3 separate regions of the Mus musculus genome follow, and regions 2 and 3 are each linked to region 1. The links are chromatin loops, found by intact Hi-C in ENCODE. Cell type or tissue: left cerebral cortex. All regions are shown on one strand. Each heading gives the region's core, and the rest is flanking DNA. Links, peaks and the distances in the headings are about the cores only.

Evidence for each region. Peaks named below come from ENCODE experiments on the same cell type or tissue, not always from the same donor. Only the 100,000 strongest peaks of a DNase experiment are listed, where the experiment ranks them.
Region 2: a loop joins it to region 1, with 1.8 times the contacts of the local background. A loop is called at or near these places in 5 of 42 quality-filtered maps.
Region 3: it touches region 1 in a loop (2.6-fold over the local background); 30 of 42 quality-filtered maps call a loop at or near these places.

What each region holds. Positions count from the first base shown.
Region 1 is chr4:133,751,787-133,757,256 of GRCm38, reverse strand. It overlaps Arid1a (AT rich interactive domain 1A (SWI-like)), which reads left to right and starts at 3,272. Exons shown (of 20, transcript NM_001080819.2): 1 at 3,272-4,788. The coding sequence starts at 3,646. In left cerebral cortex, for the core only: a CTCF peak has its summit at 2,748; DNase peaks (open chromatin) are centred at 2,864, 3,360 and 3,674; H3K4me3 peaks cover 1,711 bases; H3K27ac peaks cover 1,700 bases.
Region 2 is chr4:133,589,761-133,595,230 of GRCm38, reverse strand. Gpn2 (GPN-loop GTPase 2) reads right to left here. Exons shown (of 5, transcript NM_133884.2): 4 at 5,334-5,464; 5 at 3,496-3,905. The coding sequence ends at 3,833. It overlaps Gm42324 (a long non-coding RNA gene), which reads left to right. Exons shown (of 2, transcript XR_881487.1): 2 at 1-292. Among named protein-coding and RNA genes, the nearest start is that of Gm42324, 3.5 kb to the left of the region's middle. In left cerebral cortex, for the core only: a CTCF peak has its summit at 2,461 (motif pointing left); a DNase peak (open chromatin) is centred at 2,460.
Region 3 is chr4:133,826,697-133,832,166 of GRCm38, reverse strand. No RefSeq gene overlaps it. Among named protein-coding and RNA genes, the nearest start is that of Gm12974, 13 kb to the right of the region's middle. In left cerebral cortex, for the core only: a CTCF peak has its summit at 2,253 (motif pointing right); a DNase peak (open chromatin) is centred at 2,250.

The DNA.
Region 1 (5,470 bases), core at 1,468-3,967:
AGGTCTGCGGGGCAGGCGAGGCCGACCTTTTGTTTGTTTGAGGAGTTTCGTGTTTCAGACATTTAGAGTGAGCAAACTGCGAGGGAGGAAGAAGGGCTTGTCCTCCCTGCAAGCGTTTCTTTCTCCTAGCAAAGCCTCCAGGCCCAGCTTCCACATTTTGCAGTTGACTGTGTGGGATCTTCATAGGTTCATCCCTCATTCTCAGGCCCAATCCATGCACGCTGTGCAGCCAGAGAGAATGAGAGCACATCCTCTGCCATTTTCAGCCGGTTGCTGCCGGCAGCCCAGCCCCCTTTCCTTGGCTGTGGCTGCCGCCGGAGTTCCGGCGCCCAGAAGCGGCCCCCGGTCCGCCCGGCCCCGGATCCAGTCCACTTTTGCCGATTGCCGTCCTGCCCGGCTTGGTGATAAGAACTCTCCTGTGAGAGCCAGCGAACGAGACTTTAGTCCGGTTTCCATGTCAACGATTCAGTCCATATTTGCCATCAGGCTGCCGGTGGCAGAGGCGCTTTCGAGAGGAGAGCGCTGTCCTAACCCTATAATCTGCGCCGGGATTCCTGAGCTGCCTGGGTGTGGGGTGAAAAGGCAGGGGCTGTGGGGGAAAAATACCCACCGAGGGGAGGACCCACGGCCCCGAGTCGGGGTCTCGCTGCTCGGGCCAGCCACGTGCCCGCTCCTCCCCTCCCCCTTCTCCTTCCCAGTGCCCCTGGGGAAAGCGGATGGACCAGTTTCTAAGAAAGTTCCTCAGCCCAGCAGTCTTAGGTTAATGTTGTAGATCTTAGAGAGGAAGGGACTCTAAGGATTTGAGATTTTTTTTTTTAAAGAAAAGTAGAGAAGAAGAAAAACACTACCTCTCCTGACCCAGGTGGATATATTTTTATGCACTTTGCCTCATTGCTAGATTAAAATGGTGACTGTTTTCAAAACAGCGTGACCACGTGTAGGGAAAGGGATTTTGGCGCTTTCCATATGCACGGCCATGGAAGAAGGCCATGTGGACTTTCCTTGAAGACAAATCCATTCTCGCTTCCAGATTTTCACTGGGCTCCAGGTTTCCCATTACACCCCAGTTCCGAGGAAAATGGCAGGGTAATTGCATGTAAAAAATTCCTCATTTGTGTGCGGGACTCAGGACTGTTTGGCAGCTCCGAGGCAGTTGATTAAATAGCAAAGCTCCATTTATGAGGCAGCCTATAATTTGGTTTCTAGGACCTAATGCACCACTAGAGTTGTGCTTCTGAGGGCCGTGAATGAAAACTGGTCCATACCAGCCAGTTCCATCGCCTTGGCAGGTTGGTTTGGTTCTTGGTTGGGGGATGGGAGAGCAGAGGGGCTCTGGCCATGGCTCCATTCTCAGTTTACTACGGAAGGTTTGTAATGTGGGGTGTTCTTGATTTTTCTTGGGGGTAGAAGAAATGACTTAGCCTTTCAGAATTATTTCTGTTGACCCATGACATGATCAGAACTCCAGGGGCCTGCAGAGCCCACAAGTTCTAAAATAATGGTCTGTGGTCCAAAGTCTCCATTTATAAAATCTGGGAGGAAAAGAGGCCTTTGTCATTGATGCTTTCCCAAGGCAGTCTTGGTCCTGGTGAGACGCTGGAATTCCCTCTGGTTTCTCCTGGCTTGCCCTGTCAGAGCATTCCAGGCCTGCCTGAGAAGAAAAGGCTGCTGTGGAACTGGTGAGGCCTGTAGGTCTGGACAACTCTGAGCTTTTCCGCGAATGCCTTGATCTTCACAGATAAACCTGGCCTTAGGGTCTCTGGTAAACTTCAAGGAGTCTTACACCTTAGGATAGACAGCAGATCTGAGGGGCATCCGTTTTCTGTGTGACCTGTTAGGCTCTTTTTCTCTCTTTATAGAGAAAATGGTTTCCATTTTCTGCATCCCTCTTCTGCAGTGGTTTTTGAACAGAGGTTCTTTCAGTCCCTGGAGCCTCTTCTGTGGGCTGTTTACAGTCTTCCAAGGTACTTGCCTTTGAAGATTGGGCTACTGGCCATTGTGAGCTAGGTTCCCTTAGGAAGTGCTAATGGAGCTTGGTTTGCCTGGAGGACTGTCTTAAGCCCCCAACGCATCAGTAGCCACCATTTTAAGAGAAGTGGTGGGATGACCACGTTTGATTTTCAAACCTCCTGACACTGATCTGATCCGGTGGTTGGATTTGTTCACAACGTAAGTGCCTTTCTTTTCTCTTTTCCTCCTTTTCTCTGGCTAAGTAGACAAGATGCGGCTTCGGCCACTCACTCCACTTTTTATAGCCACACACTTCTGCCCTCTGACTTTAAGTGACCTGGGCAGTCCCCTCCCTTCAGTCTGTTGGTAAAATGGGGGGGGGGGAGATAATCCAGACCTCATGCCCCCAGGGCCTTGTCAGAGAGGGCTAATGAGGGCAGGGCACGGGAGAACCGATAGTTTGAACAATGGTCAGTCCTCCTTTGGGGCTAGCCAAAGGGGGGGAAAAGCAGGGCTCGCTCAGCTGGGTCTCTAGAGCAGGTCTGCAAAAGGCTTTGAAGAAGAAAAGTGCTGCGGAGGTGCTAAGTCGCAGCCAAGAGCCCAGGCCCGGTGCCAGGGGGTCAGGTCCCGGCCGCGGCGGCCGCGGTTTCGGGCTCAGGCCAATTTTGCAGGCGCGGGTAAAGTTCACGCGGCCCGCTCCCTTTGGAGCGGCCGGGAGGGGACAGGCCAGGCTGGGAACGCGGCGAGCGAGGCGGCGCAGGCTCCGGAGGCGCGGGCTCCGGGCCGGGTTTTCCCCGAAGCCTTCGGCGGCGGCGCAGCCGAGCGAAAGAGGCTGAGGGCTTGCCGCCGCCGCCGCGGCTCCTTCTCTCCCCTCCTCCTTTGTGAGGGGAAGGGAGCGAGTCCATTCCACGGCCTGCGCCCGCTCCGCGCTCCAGTCCTGGTTTTTCAGGCGGCCGCGACGGCGCTGGGTAAAATGGCAGTGCTGAGCCTCGTGTCGGAGTGAGGGGGACTCGGAGGAGAGTGGGGCGCTCTAGCTGCTCAGTCCCGCCGCCCGCCCGCCCGCTCTCTCGTTCGCTCTCTCGCCCGCCCGCCCGCCGCCAAGCAGCAGCCTCGGCCCGAGCCGCGGCCGGGGAGGCGAGGCAGGGCGCCCGCCAGAGCAGCGCTCCTACTCTGCCTCCCGGCGCCCCGTCCGCCGCCGCGCGCCCTCCAGCCCGCCCGCCCGCCCGCCCGTCCCGGGTCCCCCCTCCCCCCCCGCTCCCTCCCTCCTTTCCCGCCCCCTCCCCCTCGCCTCCCTCCCTCCCTCCCTCCTCCTTTCTCCGGCAGCAGAAAGCGGAGAGTCACAGCGGGGCCAGGCCCTGGGGAGCGGAGCCTCCACCGCCCCCCTCATTCCCAGGCAAGGGCTTGGGGGGAATGAGCCGGGAGAGCCGGGTCCCGAGCCGCCAGAGCCCGGAGCAGCTGAGCCGCCGGCGCCTCGGCTGCCGCCGCCGCCTCCTCCTCCTCCTCCGCCGCCAGCCCGGAGCCTGAGCCGGCGGGGCGGGGGGGAGAGGAGCGAGCGCAGCGCAGCAGCGGAGCCCCGCGAGGCCCGCCCGGGCGGGTGGGGAGGGCAGCCCGGGGGACTCGGCCCCGGGGCGGGGTGGGAGGGGGGAGAAGACGAAGACAGGGCCGGGTCTCTCCGCGGACGAGACAGCGGGGATCATGGCCGCGCAGGTCGCCCCCGCCGCCGCCAGCAGCCTGGGCAACCCGCCGCCGCCGCCCTCGGAGCTGAAGAAAGCCGAGCAGCAACAGCGGGAGGAGGCGGGGGGCGAGGCGGCGGCGGCAGCGGCCGAGCGCGGGGAAATGAAGGCAGCCGCCGGGCAGGAGAGCGAGGGCCCCGCCGTGGGGCCGCCGCAGCCGCTGGGAAAGGAGCTGCAGGACGGGGCCGAGAGCAATGGGGGTGGCGGCGGCGGCGGAGCCGGCAGCGGCGGCGGGCCCGGCGCGGAGCCGGACCTGAAGAACTCGAACGGGAACGCGGGCCCTAGGCCCGCCCTGAACAATAACCTCCCGGAGCCGCCCGGCGGCGGCGGCGGCGGCGGCAGCAGCAGCAGCGACGGGGTGGGGGCGCCTCCTCACTCGGCCGCGGCCGCCCTGCCGCCCCCAGCCTACGGCTTCGGGCAAGCCTACGGCCGGAGCCCGTCTGCCGTCGCCGCCGCGGCGGCCGCCGTCTTCCACCAACAACATGGCGGACAACAAAGCCCTGGCCTGGCAGCGCTGCAGAGCGGCGGCGGCGGGGGCTTGGAGCCCTACGCCGGGCCCCAGCAGAACTCGCACGACCACGGCTTCCCCAACCACCAGTACAACTCCTACTACCCCAACCGCAGCGCCTACCCCCCGCCTCCCCAGGCCTACGCGCTGAGCTCCCCGAGAGGTGGCACTCCGGGCTCCGGCGCGGCGGCGGCCGCCGGCTCCAAGCCGCCTCCCTCCTCCAGCGCCTCTGCCTCCTCGTCGTCTTCGTCCTTCGCACAGCAGCGCTTCGGGGCCATGGGGGGAGGCGGCCCCTCAGCGGCCGGCGGGGGAACTCCCCAGCCCACCGCCACCCCCACCCTCAACCAACTGCTCACGTCGCCCAGCTCGGCCCGTGGCTACCAGGGCTACCCCGGGGGCGACTACGGCGGCGGGCCCCAGGACGGGGGCGCGGGCAAAGGCCCGGCGGACATGGCCTCGCAGTGCTGGGGGGCTGCGGCGGCGGCGGCGGCGGCGGCAGCGGCCGTCTCGGGAGGGGCCCAACAAAGGAGCCACCACGCGCCCATGAGCCCCGGGAGCAGCGGCGGCGGGGGGCAGCCGCTCGCCCGGACCCCTCAGGTACACAGCCGAGCGGGGAGGGGGCTGGGGCCAGCGGGGCCGGGGGGTGGGCTGGGTGGCGGCTGCGGGGAAGCAGGCCCCGGCCGTGGGCTCCCCTCGGGCTTGGGCCCCCACTGCCGGGGAGCTGCCATTGTCTGGCTCTTCTCTCTTAAAATGGCTGCCTGTCTGCCTTCCTCTCCTTCCCTCGATCAGCCTTTGTGTGGGGCTTTTCCAGGGGTGTCTGTCCGGTTTCTCCTCCTCCGCTGGTCCTTTCGAACTCTGGGGGTCTCCAGGGGGGTGCAGAGCAAAGTGTGCCTGGAAGGGCCAGGCCCGGTCGCGGGGGGGGGTGCTGGGGGTTCAGGTTAGGGGTGTAGGCAGTGTCATGAATCCGGGAGAAAGAAGCAACGTTTTCTTGCTCACCTGCCGCTCCTCTGATCCCCCTTGCCTTCCTCTAGGCCGTTCCCCAATATACGCTTTTAAAGAGTGGCCCCTAGGGCTCGGGGGACCTCGGGGGAGAGCTGGGGCCTGCTTGGGGGCAGCTCGAGGCCGACTGTGGTTCGCTCTGGGCCGCCGGGGCCACCTCTTGCCTCAGTCTCCGGCGGCCCAGTGGCCTGGGCTTCTCTCTGAAGTGCTGGTAAACACAGAGTGATTGGAGTAGTAAGTGCAGATTGCTTTGGTTTGGGATTTGAATTATGGAGGTAAA
Region 2 (5,470 bases), core at 1,161-3,660, 160 kb after region 1:
ATCCCAGGGCTGTGGGCAGAGAGGAGGTCCTTGGAGCTTGCTGGTTAGTCAGCAGAATCAGTGTACCCCTGGACAGTGAGAGACCCTGTTTTGACGGCTGGCAAGATGGGTTAATGGCCAAAGGCACCTGCTGCCGAGCCTGACCACCTGAGTCCCATCACTGTGACTCCACCGGGTGGAGAAAGCTGACTTCTGTTAAGTTGGCCTCTGGCCTCCACCTTTGCTAAGTGCTCGTGTGCATGCATGGGCAAGCACGTGAAGGCACACACACACACACACACACACACACACACACACACACACACACACACACACACACACAAATGTAACTAAAATGCTTGTAAAGTTACAAAGGATAGAGATAGAGAGCTCAGGGGTTAAGAGTACCCAGTGGTCTTGCAGAGGACCTGGGTTCAATTCTCTGCACCTAAAGTACCTTACAGTGATCTGTAACGAGTTCCAGGGGATCTGATGCCCTCTTCTGGCTTCTCCAGATACCTGTGTATCTGTATATATACCATACAGCCATACAGACACACACATACAATAAATATTGTTTTCCAAGACAAGGTTTCTCTGTGTAGCCCTGGCTGTCTTGGAACTGGCTGTCTACACCAGGCTGGCCTCACAGAGATCCATCTGCCTCTGTCTCCCAAGTGCTGCCTCTGTCTCATGAGTGCTGAGATTAATGTTTTTTTTGTTTTTGTTTTTGTTTTTGTTTTTGTTTTTGTTTTGACAGATCTCATCATGTTGCCATCCGGTTTAGAACTAGCTATGTAGGGGCCAGGCTGGCCTTGAACAAAGAAATGCCTGCCTCTGCTTGCTTGCTTGCTTTCTTTCTTTCTTTCTTTCTTTCTTTCTTTCTTTCTTTCTTTCTTTCTTTCTTTCTTTCTTTTTAGATTTATTTATTTTATATATGCAAGTACACTGTCACTATCTTCAGACACACCAGAAATGGGCATCAGATCCCATTACAGATGGTTGTGAGCCACCATGTGGTTGCTGGGAACTGAACTCAGGACCTCTGGAAGAGCAATCAGTGCTCTTAACCACTGAGCCATCTCTCCAGCCCCCTGCCTCTGCTTTCTTTCTTTTTGTTTTTGTTTTTGTTTTTTTTTTTGTTTGTTTGTTTTGTTTTTTTGAGACAGGGTTTCCTCTGTGTAGCCCTGGCTGTCCTGGAACTCACTCTGTAGACCAGGCTGGCTTCGAAATCAGAAATCTGCCTGCCTCTGCCTCCCAAGTGCTGGGATTAAAGGCGTGCACCACCACTGCCCGGCTCATCACCACAGTCTTAAGTACACAGACCAGGAAGTCCTTTTGCTATCAGAAATTACACGAGTGTTTGTATGTTGAGACAGACGAGATGTAGCCCAGACCAGCCTGGAACTTGCTAATACAAAAGCTGACCCCCCAACTCCAGTGTCTGGGATTACAGATGGGCACCACCGAGCCTGGTTGTGAACCATATTCACCAAAGGAAAAAATGCTTGCTGCCACACCAAGGTCTCAAAATAAGCTGTAACCTGCTCCATACCTCCACTGTGGCCGCAGTGAATGTATGCTGAGGGGTACAGCTGAGCTGTGACGCTGTAAGTGATGCCGTCAGTCCCTGCATGTGGTTTTCTCTGGTGAGTCTGATGGGTAAGCATCAAAACCCACGGCCACAGCTACTGATGCTATTCAAACCCAGAAGCTGCCTTCCTCCCTAGACGAGGCATTTCCCAGCAGCCTGGGTGGCGGGATTCCTGGGCCCCAGGCCCCACAGTTGACTCACCACCTCGGGTTGTGGCTCCTGCTCTCAGTTTCCCTGGATTGCTCTGTGGGTACTCTCCCCCCACTGTGCAGGGCATTAATAAGGGTGAGGCACTTTGAACTCCTCAGATGAAAGAGGCTGGGGAAACAGCACCCCATTATTATCCCTCCGAAGCCAGGCGTGGGAGCGAAGCTGGCTGCCCCCTCCTGCTCTCAGCTATGGCTGCCCACACTGGGAAGCCAACACGAGCCACTTCAGGGCAGACTTTATGAAGAAGCTGCGTTCTCCCTCTGCCCGCAGCACAGAAACCCACCACCGATTCAACTCCATCGGTACTTGGAACCACGTACAGATGCCTCAGTGTTCCCTCTTGATTGACCGCAGCTCCCACAGCATGGTGGCTGGAACTTTTCATCAGTATGTATACCAAAGAGGGGCCACTCCAGAGTTACTTGGCAAAGTGAGCCACGAGGGAACCAGTCTCCGGACATTCCCTAGCTTGTTTCTCTCTGGATCGCTGTAAGAGACGTGTGAGGATTCTGTATTTGCAGGTTCTGTGTAAAATGCCGAGCCCTGCACACATGTAGCTGCGTGCAATTGGTCTATAGATAAAGTCAGAAAAGTCTCTGGCACCAGTGCCCCTTGGCCATCAGGCCCTTCCTGTCAGGTTCTATGGGGAAAACTAAGTCTACAGTGCCACCTACTGGCTGGAAACGCAAACTGCAGCCCTCCCACCCCCCAAACAGCACAAACAGCAAAGAGAAACATTCCCGTTCCCAGACAACAGTCCTAGCATACCTTAAATAACTCACTTTGCACAGATCGTTAGACAAGGGCTTCTACAGCCCAGGCTTGTCTGAAACTCACTATTTAGCCAAGGCTGGCCTTCAACTCCCAATCCTACTGCCTCCACGTCCTGTGCTGGGATTAGAGGCATTCACCCCCACACAGAATGGACTGTCTGAAGGACTCTTTTGCCTGTCTTTGGAAGTGCTGGGAGTTGACTCTGGCACCTTGTGTGTGCTAGCCACTACTAGCTATGTCTCCAGCCCAAGTTATGTTAATTTTTCAAACTTTGACTAGTATTTGAGAAAAGCAGAATAAAACCATGAGCCATGCAGTGGTGGCGCACGCCTTTAATCCCAGCACTTGGGAGGCAGAGACAGATTTCTGAGTTCAGTAGAGTGAGTTCCAGGACAGTCAGGGCTACACAGAGAAACCCTGTCTCGAAAAAACAAAACAAACAAACAAGGGGCTGGAGAGATGGCTCAATAGTTAAGAGCACTGACTGCTCTTCCAAAGGTCCTGAGTTCAGTTCTCAGCAACCACATGGTGGCTCACAACCATCTGAAATGGGATCTGATGCCCTCTTCTGGTGTGTCTGAAGACAGCGACAGTGTACTCACATAGATAAAATAAATAAAATCTTTTTTAAAAAAGCACTGAAGAACAACTAAATCACGACAAGAGTCCAGTGCATAGCTGTAATCTGCCTAGCCAAGGCTGTGAGCCCAGGCTGTGAGCCCAGGCTGTGAAACACTGACCTGAAGAAACAAGAGCGTCAGGCAAGAGCATCTGTCACCATGTCCCTGACCCGAGTTCAACCTCAGAACTCAGGGAAGAACCAGCTCCAAGTTACCCTCTGACCTCCATACACAGGCCCCCCAGCCCACACACGCGTGTGCGCGCGCGCATACACACACACATGCTTGAGCAACACAGACACACACTAAAAAAACGTTATTTAAAAACATTAATTAAATTAAATTTAATTAAAACGTTAATTAAAGACATTTCTTTGTTCTCCAAATCCCTGGGTCCAGAGGGTTGAAGAAAGGTTTAAGGTCACAAAAAAATAGAGACTCATCTCCTATCGTAGCATGCCCATCCACTGCAGCCCATGTAGAGCCAGTCCTCCTGGGGCTTGAGCTTGTCGGCACCACAAAGGGTGCTATGCGTGGCTTCTTCTCTAGAAGTCCTTTGCAGGGATGGAGGTTTCCTCCCAGCCTCTGCTCTGGCTGGACGTGGTTTTTGGGTCCGTACCTCGCTGAGGTGTCCCCGGCTCTCCAGGCCCATGTGTCACAGCTGCATGGCTTCCTGCTCTGCGGTCTGCTCCGAGGGTGCTAAGTACTTCTCCTGGATGCCCAGAGTGCTGAGGGGAGGTTAAGGCTTAGACACGGCAGAAGATGGGGGGACTGGCCTGGGCAGGAGCTGCCCTCTTCTCAAGACCACCACCCACACACATCTCTTCTGCCCCACCCCCCACAGGTGGGTATGAGCCGCCCATTGCAGCCCTCCCTTGGGGCTCCAGTTTCTTCCCCACAAAGGACCAGGGAGCACTGGCCCTCCAGTTGGTGTGGCAGATGCTCAAGAGCCAGGCCAGGGTGTCCAAATCCTGTCCCCATCACTCCCTTTTTCTCTTCTGCAAGATCACAAGTAGACAGAGTCCCTCCCCGACCCCTGACAGCTGGCACACAGGTGCTCAGTACCTATTGTCATCTCATTCTTTCTACCAAGGCAAAGGCTCTAGTCTTCTTGGGCCATAGGGTCTTTTCCCTTCCAGACAGGACACAGATGGGACACTGCTAACACTGGTGACACACGAGCCCTCGCCTTGGCAGTCCCACGAGGGACCTCGTGTTCTACTGCCACTATTCCAGACACGTGTCCTCAAGGGCCTGACACAGATATCTAAATTCCCACCTCCGGCAACCTGGGCAAATGCTCTGTCTCCAAGACAAGCGACCTAAAGGGCAAGCCTTTCCTTCAGCCTCTCCGACAGCCTCTGACCCAAGGAACACGCAAACTGGTCAAATCCCAACCCCAAAGGCCCAGCTGCTCTGGTTTCCAGTGGTGCCCTCTGCCAGCTTGTCCCTTCTATAGGGTAGACCTGTCTCTTCTCCACTCCCTGACAGCTCTGTCACTAACTGTTTTAATAACCTCTTCCATATTTTTCAACCAATACTCCTTTCCCTATTCTCCTTTGTCATTTTTTGAGACAGGCTCTTACTTTGTAGCCCAGGCTAGCCTCAAGCTTTTGGTGATCTTCCTGTTTCTCAACTGCTGGTTTACAGGCACGAAACCTCACACCCAGCTCCATTTCGTGCCCCCCCACCACACACACCTTATCTAGCAAGACTCTTAAGAACTCTGCTACTCCTAATTACACCCACCAAGTGCATTTGCCACATTTACAGGGTGGTTCCTAAAATGTGCAGTAGCTCTCAGAAACCCAGGGAGGAAGATCAAGATTGAGGCTAGCCTGCACTACACAGGCCGATGTAGGCCAGCTAAGGCTAGAGAGACCCTGTCTCAAAACACTAAACTAAATAAATCCTTACCCTTGCACTAATGGCAGAAGGCGTGGGTTCTATCCTGGGCTACACCCCATCCTGGGCTACACCCCAGTGATCCACTGCCAGCCACGCCCCCTCCCTCCAGCACCTCTTCTTCCTTTAAATGTAATACAGAAAGCAAACTGAAGTCCTTGCATTTCTCCCACAGCCCAACGCCATTTCCTTTCCAGGCTTCTGCGTCTGGGGCCCTTCCATTCGTCCTTTCCCATGGTCCCTAAGGATACGAGGAGAAGTGAAAATCAGCTCCCATTGCAGCGGACATCATGGCTTCCAGGCTTCGCTGCTCTTGAACCCCAAAACAGTAGCCATTAGCTTTATCCACAGCCTGTAAGACTCGCTGGATGCTGTCCTTGTCCTGAGC
Region 3 (5,470 bases), core at 1,161-3,660, 75 kb before region 1:
TTGGTGCATTTCTCTCCACAATGTCAAGAAGACAAAGGATGCTCAACCAGGAAGGCAAGGCAAACCAATGCCACGCAGCACTGCTGTTCATGGTCTGTTGGGTCATCCTTGCACTTTTCCAAACAATTGTCCACTCCAGCAAAACATCGCATGCCCCCTTCCCAGGCAACCTCAAGAAAAACACTACATGTCCGTTCACAGCAAAATACCCTCCCATGTGATTGCCTCAGCAAAACATCCTCTCAAAAGACAGTTTCCAGAAAAATGTCTCATACCACAGCTGAATCTTCCAGAGAAACCAGAAATTTCCACCTCACAAGTCAAAGGACATTTTTTCAGGTGCAAGTTTTTCCTTTCCACCATGTAAGTCCCAGAGACTGAATTCACCATCAAACTCAAGGAGGGGCCATTACCACTGAGCTACCTCCATAACCTCATTTTTTTAATTTTATTTTTTTTTGGAGAGGTTAGATTTAAATAGGGTCTCACTGTGTAAACTTGGATGGCTTAGAATTAATTCATAGCTGACCTGGAACCCCCTCTGTAGGTTCAAGATCAGGGTGGCCTTGAACTCACAGAAGTCTGCTTGTCTCTTTGTCTCTTAAGGACTAGGATTAAGGTATGTGCTGCCTGGCCTAGCTCTGTAAATTTTGCTGTTGTTTCGCAATTTGTCTTTCTATGTGGACAAGTTGACTCTAAGCGCACTATCCTCTACCCTTAGCCTGTAGTGTACTGGGATTACAGACATGTGGTGCCATAGCTGGCCCCAGGGCTCTTACAGTAAATTTACAGGGTAAATACAGTATTATTATTTGTTTTTTAAAAAAGGTGGGGGGGCTGGTGAGATGGCTCAGTGGTTAAGAGCACTGACTGCTCTTCCAAAGGTCCTGAGTTCAAATCCCAGCAACCACATGGTGGCTGACAACCATCTGTAACAAGATCTGATGCCCTCTTCTGGTGTGTCTGAAGACAACTACAGTGTACTTACATATAGTAAATAAATAAATCTTAAAAAAAAAAAAAAAAGGAAGAAAGGCCAGATGTGGTGGTGCACACCTTTAATCCCAGCACTTGGGAGGCAGACTCCTGAGTTCGAGGCCAACCTGGTCTACAGAGTAAGTTCCAGGACAGCCAGGGCTACACAGAGAAACCCTGTGTCGAAAAACAAAACAAAACAAAACAAAACAAAACAAAACAAAACAAAACAAAACAAAAAAGAAGCTGAAGAGACGAAGAGCTTGTTTTTGAGCCGGGTGGTGGTGCAGGCGGATTTCTGAGTTTGAGGCCAGCCAGGGCTACACAGACAAAACAAAAAACCAAAATAACAACAAAAAAGAGCTTAGTTTCTTAGACCAGACCCTGAATTATAACCTCAATTTCTCTCTCTCTCTCTCTCTCTCTCTCTCTCTCTCTCTCTCTCTCTCTCTCTCTCTCTCAATGTATCATGCACAGTGTTCTGTCTGTATGTGTGCCTGCATGCCAGAAGAGGGCACTACCAGATCTCATTATAGATGGTTATGAACCACCATGTGGCTGCTGGGAATTGAACTCAGGTCAGGACCTCTGGAAGAGCAGTCAGTGCTCATAACCTCTGAGTCATCTCTCCAGCCCCCCCAAACAGCTTTTAATAAGAGCACTTCCCTTCCCCCTTCTGCGGAAAGCATCATGACATTAGTTCTCCATTCTTGATATGTTATTTCATAGTCTTTTGTTTGTTTTGTTTTTTACTGTCCTAGAACTCACTCTGTAGACCAGGCTGGCATCAAACTCAGAAATCTGCCTCCCAAGTGCTGGGATTAAAGGTATGTGCCACCATGCCTGGCTTTATTTCATAGTCTTATTTGGACTATTCATTACGTTTCTTACCCTGACATACAGAAAACATTTTAATTCCATCATCTCTGTGTGTATGCAGTACCTTGTGTGTGGGAGGGGCTACCAGTGGGAGTTGGTGTGATCCACCCACGTGGGTCCCAGGGATTGAACTCAGTTCTTTAGGCTTGCCAGCAAGCGCCTTTACACACTGAGACATCTCACCGACCCATTTTATGAGTATGTCTGTTCATATAACAAACCAGTAAACTGTTGAAAGGAAAAGAGAGAGAGAGATGACAGACAGACAGACTGACAGACAGGAGGAAAAGAATAGGTGGGAGAGAGGCAGAGAGAAAAAGATTTGACTACATCAAAACCTTTCACCAGATGGGCGCTTTCATCCCTAGTTCCCTGCTGTTCTTCTTTTGACCAACAGGTGGCAGGCTAAACCCACAACAGGCGACCATGACTTTCTTTAACTGCAATGAGAAGAAAATTGCTTCTTTTCCCACACGTATTTCTTTCCCCAGATAAACAGTGCGGTGAGCATCTGCCCGCTTATCAAGGAAGTGAGCCCCAGAAGAAGGTCGCTTTTCAGGTGAGGGACACACGGGTCACCAACCTGACTCTGAGCTTCAGGTTACAACACTGCAGACAAGTTCCTTAGAAAGCAGCCAAGGTTGCTCCAAAAGTTGTTTTAAAATTCACATAATCTACATTTCCCCAGTTAATAATAATAAAAAGTGTATAACCAGAAGTCACAGAGGCCCTTCTGTCATAACTGGTAGGGTTTTAGAGGTAATGGTACTTCCTTTTCATGAAGGAGAAGTTTTCAGAGCCAGCCCCCTCCCAGAATCCTTCCACCCACCCCTCTATACACTGCTCTCCCCCAGGAATTGCTTCCCAGCCCTTCACAAAATTGCCAGGGTAATTGACTCTTCGCGGGCTGAGTCTGACTTCCCACCCTGATTTGGTAACAGACTTTGTTTTGGTGAGATGAGGCTCTTTGTTTGCCAATGCACAATAAAAATGGCTTTTGAGTGACTTCAGAGGACGCTTTCTGGTGCCAATAGCAGATTCCAAAGCAGCCTTTATCCCCGACGTGGGGGATCGGGTCCCTCGAGACTGTTTAAGGATCGGTTTTCAAAGTGCTCAGAACCTGAAATGTCTTGTATGGTATATTTGCAGGTGCATAATTGGCCCAGTGCTCCAGGGTTATAAAGGCTGCCTTCCTGTGGTAGCAGTAGACAGACTGAGCCTCTTGCTAAAATTGAGGGCTGCAATTTCGATAACAAATCTGATTCTAACTCTCCCGTGTCACTTCAGCCCAAAGGTGCCTTTGTCTCCCAAGAGAAAGAGGGCTGGAAGTGACTGAATGGCCCTTCAGCAGAGCCAGGAGCAAAACATTGCCGAGGGACACTTTTGTCCGGAGAGTGGAGGTTTAGGGCTGGTATGTGTGAAGTGAGTTCTCTTTGTTCACTGCCAACCTGCCTGAATGCGTGTGAGGCGGCGGAGGTGACAGCAAAATGCTTTAAAAGTGGCCTGCAGTGGGAAACTCGGAGCGCACAATGGCGTTATTTTTGTTAGACATAATTCTCCCACCTCGCCTTTTTATTGCAGGAACCAAAATAAGTCCGGATAAAGCTTTAAAAGGCTGCCTTGATGTTGGAAGGAAAATGGATATTGTCTCTCCCCACAGTGTCTGAATGGTGCACATAATCCTAGCTATATCCAGATAAGAAGACGCCCCGCCCTGGGTGGAAGAGCACCAGGCGTCTCCAGGGAGGGGCCGGAGGGTGCTAGCCCATCTTACTGAAACTTCTAAAATCTGAAGAGAAGGCTCCCTGCTCTTCACACTTCTATTTGCAGTTAATGTTTATGTGTGGTAGAAATGTTCGATCCCCTTTACTCCTCAAAGCCCCCCCCCCCCACCTCCGGCATTTGATCACTTGATGACACCCATGAAGACTCCAGCTTTCGGCTTTCATCATCGAAAACCCGCGGGCTGTAGACTGAGGAGAGGAAAGGGGCGGTGCTCTCCCCCTAAATTGCTCAATTTAGTCAATTTAGGAGATCAGGGAGCCAGGGAGCTCCTTCTGCGATTAAGTGTGTTTTTTCTTTTGTTTGTTTGTGTTTTTCAAGACGAGGTTTCTCTGCATAGCCCAAGCTCAGAGATCCGCTTGCCTCTGCTTCCCAAGTGCTGGGATAAACTTGGCGAGCCATCAGAGTGACTCCAGTCGGGGAGGTTTTAGTGAACTGTGTCTCAGGTAAACCGGATGTGGGAGGATGTGGGCGCCACATTCAAATCTGAGGGGTGCCTCTCAAAGGAAAGATCTAATCGGCCAGCCTTCCCTGCAGCAGCTACCAGGGTGGAACGTTTGCCTGTTTGTGTTCCAGGCAGGGGATGCTGCTAATTATGGGAGCAATTCCCATGGATACAGAGAAGAAGGAGCCAAGCCCTGATCAGGAGCGGATGATCAGGAGGGGACTAAGGAGAGTGGTTGGCTCAGTGATTACGAAGAACACTTGTTGATCTTGCAAAAGTCAGGAGTTCAATTCCTAGCACCCACAAGGTGCCTCACAACTGTCCCAGGAACTCTCACACCCTATTCTGACCTCCATGGGTATCGGCGAGCACCTGGTAACCATACTTAACATGCAAATAAAACACTCAGACATAGCAGAGCGTGGTAGCACCCGCCTTTAATGCCAGCACTTGGGAGGCAGAGGCTCATTGGTGAGTTTAAGGCCAACCTGATCTACATACTGGGTTCTGGGCCAGCCAGAACTACATATGAGATGCTTTCTTGAAGAATAAAAACAAGAGCTGGAGAGATAGCTCCATAGTTAAGAGCACCGACTGCTCTTCCAGAGGTACTGAGTTCAATTCCCAGCAACCACACGGTGGCTCACAACCATCTGTAATGGGATCTGATGCCCCTCTGAAGAGAGCAAAGGTGGTATACTCACCTACATTAAATAAATAAATAAATCTTAAAAAAAAAAAGTAGGACAAAACCCCCAACAAAATCATTTGCATGCTTTTAAATCCAGCACTCAGGAGGCAGAAGCAAGATTAGTTTAGCCATTTGGGGCCAGCAAGATGACACAAATGGCTTGCCACCAAGCCTATTGACCTAAGTTTGATCCCCAGGACCCACACAGTAAAGGAAAAAAAAACAAAGTCTGCAAGTTGTCCTCTGACCGTCCCATGTAAGTGTATCATGTTATCATATGCACATGCAAGAAATAAATAACCTGGTAATTTAAAAAAAGATTTATTTATTATTATATGTAAGTACACTGTAGCTGTCTTCAGATGCACCAGAAAAGGACATCAGATCTCATTATGGGTGGTTGTGAGCCACCATGTGGTTGCTGGGATTTGAACTCAGGACCTTCAGAAGAACAGTCGGTGCTCTTAACCACTGAGCCATCTCTTTAGCCCCCGATAACCTTTTAAACATTTTTTTTTTCTGTTTTGTGCAATCTAAGTTTATTTCACTGATGGAAACATTTCTCTTTGCGCAATTTTTTATGCATAATACATCATCAAGCTTAATGTCTATGTACAGTGCCAAAACATATTTGTTCTGGTGTGTGTGTGTGTATGTGTTTGTGGGATGTGTGTGTGTGTGTGTGTGTGTGTGTGTGT